Linked DNA regions of Homo sapiens: region 1 is linked to region 2. A link is a contact called in ENCODE Hi-C or POLR2A ChIA-PET data. All regions are on one chromosome and are shown on one strand. Each heading gives the region's core, a stretch centred on a gene start or an enhancer-like site at or near the end of the contact. The rest is flanking DNA. Distances are from core to core; before and after follow the strand shown.

Region 1 (3,706 bases), core at 172-2,671, 190 kb before region 2:
GCTGTAGGTGGATTGAACCCATTTAGAGTAAGCATCCAAACCTGGGCAATAGTAGCACTGTGGGTGCTTGGTGCTGTCCATATCCCATGTGGAATTCTGTGTCCAGTTCTGGGAGCCCCTTTAAAAGGGATGCTGCTAGCCTGCACCATGTCCACAGAAGGTGATGGAGGTACAGAAATCATGCAGCATGAGGAAACTTAGCTGTAAGAAAGGAGACCTGGGACCATGTGGGTGCTGTGCCCACCCTCTTGACAGCATCCCTGTTGTGGGAGCAGATGTGGCAGACCCTGAAAGTCGGGAGGAGAGGAAAAGAGGTGCTCTGAGGAGGCTGATTTTGGCTGGGGGTGAAGAGGAGCTTTCCTGCAATTGCAGCAAATTTATGGAGCGATGGTCTCTACTGCCATGGAAATAACTAGCAGAGGCTTTCACTCTTTTGGACTCTTAACTACAGGAGGAACTACTACATTTTTCTGTAATCCTGTGCACACTTAGGAAAAGTTGAAGTAGCTTTCCCAAAATTACTTATCCTTTGAGATTATTGCTTAGATAGTTTCTATGTTTTGTTTGTTTCTTAATGCTGTTGGGATCCACTAAATTGATTTCAGAATCTGCTAATGGTCCAGGCTGCAGTTGGAAACCCCTGGTCTCAGCAGAGCTGAACTCCACCCGTGGAGATGTTAGGAGCCAGGAGGATTAGGGGTGGGTGCCTCTGGGCTTCCACTCCAGTCTTAGGGGTTCCCTTCCCCTGCCGGGTCACGTGCAGGTTGTGAAGGTTTTACCTCCTCAGCAGTACATTAAATCCTATTATCCCACTTAAGCTAATCTTGCCCTTCCCCCACCCGAGGGCTTCGCGTGGACAGAATATTAAGCGGACAAGCCCGCAGGGTGCCTAGACTAAGTGCTGAGCTTGTAGTGAATGCCCAGCCATGACTTGCAGTGGATTGACCTGTGCAAAAATTGGACTCTCAAGCTGCTAGCCCCAGTGTCAGCACGAGCTCGGCCGAGTTCATTTGGTCGCAGGAACAAGGGGGTCGCCAGGAGCAAGAGCGGAGGGGGCGCCTAAAGGGAGGAGACCAAGGCCTAATCACCATCCGCCCCCTAACTCCCTAGGCGCATAGCGGGGACGCAGCGTGTCCCCAAACCAACGCCACTAGCAGAGGGTCCCAGAGGAGCCGGAAGGGGCCAGGGCCTGGGCGGCGGTGGGAGGGTCTGAGCAGTGGGGGCGGGGAGCTGGGGGTCGGCTTTCGTCCGCGTCCCAGCGCTCCGGCGGCCGCCGGGGCTACTGATCCCGGGCTTGGCCCCTGCGGCAGCGCCCCGAGCTGCCGCCCCTCGCGCTGCCAGCGCCCGGGAAGGAGGAAGGGGGAAGGGGGCGGGCCGGCCGGGCTCACGGCCGACTTCCTCCTTCAGCCCCGCCCTCCGCCGCTTGCGGGTGAGCTCTGCCCAAGCCGAGGCTGCGGGGCCGGCGCCGGCGGGAGGACTGCGGTGCCCCGCGGAGGGGCTGAGTTTGCCAGGGCCCACTTGACCCTGTTTCCCACCTCCCGCCCCCCAGGTCCGGAGGCGGGGGCCCCCGGGGCGACTCGGGGGCGGACCGCGGGGCGGAGCTGCCGCCCGTGAGTCCGGCCGAGCCACCTGAGCCCGAGCCGCGGGACACCGTCGCTCCTGCTCTCCGAATGCTGCGCACCGCGATGGGCCTGAGGAGCTGGCTCGCCGCCCCATGGGGCGCGCTGCCGCCTCGGCCACCGCTGCTGCTGCTCCTGCTGCTGCTGCTCCTGCTGCAGCCGCCGCCTCCGACCTGGGCGCTCAGCCCCCGGATCAGCCTGCCTCTGGGTGAGTGCCGGGGACCCGGGGACGCGGGCCGGGGGAAGGAAGGCTGCCGGGGACGTGCCTCGTGCGGAGGTGGCCGTGACAAAGGACCAAGGAGGGGACCTGTCGGAGGCACGGGATCCATTAGGACCCCTTCTTTTTTCAAGGCGCTGCGCGGAGGGAGGGAGAGGAGAGGGGAGCTGTGGGGCCGCTGGCCCCTTTCTTCAGTTTTCTTTCTGCGTAGGGATGGGGTCTAGCCCGCTCTGTCGTCCCCCCTAGTTCCCTTAGGAGGATGCACTTTCGGCGGGGTCCGCCTGCCCATCTACTTGTCTTTGATGCTGACCAGAGCCGACCGCGGTGCCGCCCCCGAGGGCGGCTCGGGGTAGAGGGAGGCCACTGCTTGCAGTCCTATAAACACTGGGGTTCTGGTATTCCCAGCAAGTCGCAGCAGGGCCGGGAGCTGTGGTGGGCGGGCAGGCGCCCGATCCTCCCTCTCCGCCCCTCCATCCCTGGCTTGCCAGTGCAGCCCCAAGCCCCAGCATGGAGAGACCTCCAGGCCCTGGGAGCGACCAGACTGCGGATGGGGGCAGCTCTGGGCGCTGACATTCCCAAGTCCTGGGAGCGAACAGACTGCGGATGGGGGCAGCTCTGGGCGCTGACATTCCCAAGTCCTGGGCGCGACCCCTCCTCAGAGTGACCTGGGAGTAGCATCCTGGTTGGCTGGGTTCCTTTCCTGGTCCTCACATCTGCTTCTGTGGCCACCTCCTGTTTCAGCCCTCCGCCCTTCCCTCTCCTTTTCCCTTCCATCCGGTTGCTTCTCCAGCTCTTCTTGGGGCACTTGGGCTTTAGATTCAGAGGGTCCTGGATCCCAAGCCCATTTCTTCCACTGGGCAAGTAAGTGCCTTCTGCTCCCAGTGCCCCACCTTTCTCATCTGCAAAATAGGCAGTCGTAGGTGCCTTGCAAGGTGTGTTACTCGGGTATGAAGTTTATAAGTGCCCAACAGATGTATCCGCAAGCCCTTTAACTTGTTGGTTGTCATATTGTATGACTTGGAATAAAGCATGTATGAATTAGAGGTTACAGACTGAAACTGTCCCAGACTTCCATCTCCTCACAGCATCCCCACCTCTAAAAGCATCCTGTTTACAAAGGGAAATAGTAGAATCAGCACTTAAATTAAGGCAGGGCCCTAGCGGCTTCAAGTAACCCTACCTGAACCCCTGTCTGAAATACTGCAGATGACCTGGGTTCAAATGCTACCTCAGCCACTTAGTAACCATGTGACCTTGAGCAGGCTACTTAAAGTTTCTGGGTCTTGATTTCTTCATCTGTAAAACAGGTATAATAACAGAACCTACCTCAAGGTAGTGAGGATTAAATCAGCTCGTGTTTGAAAAGTCGTTAGGACAGGGCCTGGTACGGGAACCGCTGAATGAGTGTTACTCAGCTCAGAGTTTACTTCTGTACATCTTGCCCAGATCTGGGGTGATTCTGCCTGGGGTTAGGACAGGGTTGGGGTGTTAGTTTGACTGTAGCCCCTTGGGTGCTTCAGCTTGTGAAGTCAGGATGAACAGGTGTAACCAGCCCCAGGCCTGCTGTCTTGCTACTTCTGTTGTGGCCACAACTCCCTTTGCCCTCAGACCCTCTCATTTTTGGGAGAAGGCAGGGTGAGATGGGGGCAGATGCTCCAATGGACTCCACTTATGGCCTTGGGAAAGCTGGGCCAGCTCATGGGACCATGTCAAAAGACGGTAGGTTTCATGTCCAACTCTGGAACTGGATGGGACAATCACAGGGTAGCTAGAAGGCAAAACTGGAGAGCAGCGAGGGGAATCGAGGGGACCTGCTTCCCGAGGAGCAGCTAGAATACTTGGTTATTATTACCAATGCAGCTGCAGGACC
Region 2 (3,843 bases), core at 613-3,112:
GTCAGGCTATGATTTGGCATGCTAAATCATGCTGAACTTGGCCCATTATCTTGAAGGGAGGAATAGAAAAAAAAATTTAAAAAGAGAAACACAATTGCATTTGCACTTTAGAGAGAACACCCTGATAACTGTGAGGATCTAGTTGGCAGAAGGGCGACTACAGTGTAATCACAACAGGGATGGAGACAAAAGTAGACATCTCAGAAATAAACACAGATTGGATGTAGGGTGCGAGGCAAGGAGCCTGGGGTGTTCCCACTGGGAATTGAGTACTTCTGTGAATAGAGAATATAGCAGGAGCAGGGTCAGTATTTGACACGTGGGATTTGAAGTGTCTGCCCTATACACAGGTGAAAGTGTTCATTAGCTGAAAATACTGAGGGACTTCCAGACGATCTGGTCTGGTGATACATATCGAGGGGTCCTCAGCAGTTATAGGCGAGTGTAGAAAAGATTACTGAGTAGGCAAAGAATAAACGGAAGAGGGCCGGGCGCGGTGGCTCACACCTGTAATCTCAGCACTTTGGGAAGCAGAAGCGGGTGGATTACCTGAGGTCAGGAGTTCGAGACCAGCCTGATCAACATGGTGAAACCCTGCCTCTACTAAAAATACAAAAAAAGTAGTTGGGCGTGGTGGCGGGCACCTATAATCCCAGCTACTTGGGAGGCTGAGGCGGGAGAGTCGCTTGAACCCGGGAGGCGGAGGTTGCAGTGAGCCGAGATCGCGCCACTGCACTCCAGCCTGAACGACTGAGCAAAACTCCGTCTCAAAAAAAAAAAAAAAAAAAAAATGCCGGGCGCGGTGGCTCACGCCTGTAATCCCAGCACTGTGGGAGGCCGAGGCGGGTGGATCACGAGGTCAGGAGATCGAGACCATCCTGGCTAACACGGTGAAACCCCGTCTCTACTAAAAATACAAAAACTTAGCCGGGCGCGGTGGCGGGTGCCTGTAGACTCAGCTACTCGGGAGGCTGAGGCAGGAGAATGGCGCGAACCCGGGAGGCGGAGCTTGCAGTGAGCCCGGATCGCGCCACTGCACTCCAGCCTGGGCGACAGAGCGAGACTCCGTCTCAAAAAAAAAAGAAAATAAAAAAAAAGAAAGAAAGAAAAGAAAAAAGAATAAACAGAAGAGGGCTGCGGACAGAATACCGTTGAATACCAATATCTGAAGGGCAAGCCACAAGGTGCAGGGGGCAGAGGCATCCCTGATACGGGAAAAGAGTTATTTTAAAAAGAACTTGCAAAGAACAATGTCAAGGGATCCAAAGGTAGGGAATTTGGACAGAGTTCGGCTTTAGCATCCGCATCTCAAATACCTGGGTACCTGGGTAATCTGGTGACTGCTGCCGAATCTAAGAGGACTGAGGCCAGGTTGCCAAACTGCGGAGAGTGGGGTTGGAGGGCTTTCATGGCAGTTTGGGGCCTGCTTGTGTCCAACAAGACAACCTGGGTCACCTCAAAGGGTGTCTTCTCCAAATATTGGTGCAGAGGTTAGCTGGGCCGGCAAGAGAAGGGAGATGACCCACTATTTTGATTTCAGGCAGCAGACACCGGCAGCCTTTCGGTTAGAGTTGCGGATAGGGCAGTGGCCTTGGGGGCGGGGCTATAAACCTGGGCGGGCATTCCCGGCAGGGCAAGCTCAGCGTGAGCCCGATTGGAGGATGGGCTCTACCTTCTTCCTTCCGCCTACGGAGACCATAGCGGGATGCAGGGCGGGGCCGGGCTGAGGGGGCGGAGTTAGGGGCGGGGCACGGTGACTCTGGCCCCGCCTCTTTCCGGCCGCTCAGGGCGGTGTCGCTGGGGCGGTGCCGCTGGGGCGGGGCCTGCGGGGTGGGGCTGACGGCACGGGGCGGGGCCTCGGGGACCCCGGCAAGCCCGCGCACTTGGCAGGAGCTGTAGCTACCGCCGTCCGCGCCTCCAAGGTTTCACGGCTTCCTCAGCAGAGACTCGGGCTCGTCCGCCATGTCCGCCGCAGACGAGGTTGACGGGCTGGGCGTGGCCCGGCCGCACTATGGCTGTGAGTGCGGGGCTCCGCGGCGCGGGGGCTTCGGGCTGGGCTAATTGCAGACGAGGCGCGATTTTCCTGGGGGCTCGGCCGGGCGGGTGGGGCAGGGCGGCTGCCGGCAGCTCGGACCCGGAAGAGCCGTCCCGGTGGGGCGGCGGGCGGCGGGCGGGGAGGCCCCTGGTTCGCGCCCCCTCGGGGTCCGAGGCGGCGGAGAGGACCCCCGAGGCCTCCCGCCTTAGCTGGGGCCGCGGTAGGGGGAGCCCCACCCAGCGCCTCTCGCCGCCCAGGCTCGGCCGAGATTGGGGAAGACGGCCTAGAGTGAGGTGGCAGGATGACCGCGCAGGGCGTGTCCCGGGGATTGGGGGTCTGGGTACGCGGGCTCTGCCCGTTTCGTGGAAAGGCGCTGCCCTAGTGTTGCCTGCGGGGTAGACCCAAGGGATAGACCAGGGTCCAGACCTGTCCGGTCCCAGGCTAGCTACGAGGTGCCGTCCTGGGCAAGTCACTTCAGTTTTCTCGGGCTTAGTTCCCTCCTCAAGATTTCAAAAGTAAAATAGTAATAAAGAAAAAAAAAAGAAGCAGAAAATCCTCTGACTTCCTCATTTTCTGTTGTCGGCCCTGGACGTCATTGAACTGCAGGCAGGATTGGCTAAAGGAGGACCCTTTGGGATTTTGAGGTTTTCGGTTTTATTTTATATTGTGGGAATAATGTTCTTTTTTAAAGGATCAACATTTCACGCATCAACAGTTATACGTGAGGTATTGTGCCACGTTTGTGAAATTAAAGATGAGTAAGATCAGGCCCTGTCTCCAAAGAGCGTTTTAATCAGAGAGTCAGGTGTGCAAGCTAATGATTATAAGGTGCAATAATGATAAAAGATGCTGAACTTACTAGCCATACAGAGTAATGTAGGTAAGGAGAAGGGGCCTGGGGAAGACAGTATGAGCACGGGAGGTGACTTTTTTTTTTTTTTTTTTGGAGACAGGGGGTCTTGCTCTGGTCGCCCAGCCTGGAGTTCAGTGGTGCAATCTCAGCTCACTGCAAACTCCACCTCCCAGGTTCAAGCGATTCTCCTGCAGTCTCCCGAGTACAGGCGTCGGCCACCACACTGGCTAATTTTTGTATTTTTAGTAGAGACAGGGTTTCACTGTGTTGGTCAGGCTGGTCTCAAACTCCTGATCTCAAATGATCCCCACGCCTCGACCTCCCAAAGTGTGAGCCACTGCACCTGGCCTGAAGGTGACATTTGAACAGAGCCTTGAAGAATGCTGTGTAGAAAGTTTGACAGGTGGCCAGGCATAGTGACTCCTGCGTGTAATCCCAGCACTTTGGGAGTCCGAGGTGAGAGGATAGTTTGAGGCCTTGAGTTTGAGACCAGCCTGGGCAGCACAGTGAGACTCCATCTCTTAAAAAAAAAAAAAAAAATTAGCCAGGCGTGGTGGCCCATGCCTGTGGTCCCAGCTGCTTGGGGCTGAGGTAGGAGGATCATTTGAGCCCAGAAAGTCGAGGCTGCAGTAAGCCATGATTGTGCCACTGCACTCGAGCCGGAGTGACAGAACAAGACCCTGTCTCAAAAAAAAAAAAAAAAAAGTTTGATAGGGCATGTGGAACAAGAGACAGGACCTGAGGGAAGAGCATAAACAAAGGTATTGAAAGTAGAGGGATACTGTGTTGGGAACTGAGTGATGTAGACTGCACAGTGGTGGGAGGAAGGGAAGAGGAGAGTTTCCAAAAATAGTTGGGACCAGACTGGGAAAGGCCTTGAATGCCTTCCCAAGGAGTTAGGAATTTATTCCACACCTGGTGCCCATGAAGGAAGCAGATTGCTTCAAGGTTAAGC

What was found. Hi-C counts contacts between places; a loop is a spot of excess contacts on that map. ChIA-PET counts read pairs that join two places held with the same protein, here RNA polymerase II (POLR2A). Pooled maps may share reads with other maps.
Region 1: a loop to region 2 is called in a pooled map, with 3 times the contacts of the local background. The contact joins the promoter of SEMA4B here to the promoter of IQGAP1 in region 2. A Hi-C loop is called at or near these places in 1 of 168 maps with a recorded cell type or tissue (B cell), 1 of 37 single-sample maps with no recorded cell type and 4 of 50 pooled maps. POLR2A ChIA-PET finds 5 or more read pairs at or near these places in 5 of 52 experiments (CD4-positive, alpha-beta T cell, HCT116, T-cell and 2 more).

The regions. Positions count from the first base shown.
Region 1 is chr15:90,199,909-90,203,614 of GRCh38, forward strand. SEMA4B (semaphorin 4B) reads left to right here and starts at 1,422. Exons shown (of 14, transcript NM_198925.4): 1 at 1,422-1,827. The coding sequence starts at 1,671. RefSeq lists an enhancer at 970-1,941 and a silencer at 1,114-1,873.
Region 2 is chr15:90,386,380-90,390,222 of GRCh38, forward strand. IQGAP1 (IQ motif containing GTPase activating protein 1) reads left to right here and starts at 1,863. Exons shown (of 38, transcript NM_003870.4): 1 at 1,863-2,017. The coding sequence starts at 1,963. RefSeq lists a silencer at 1,587-2,366.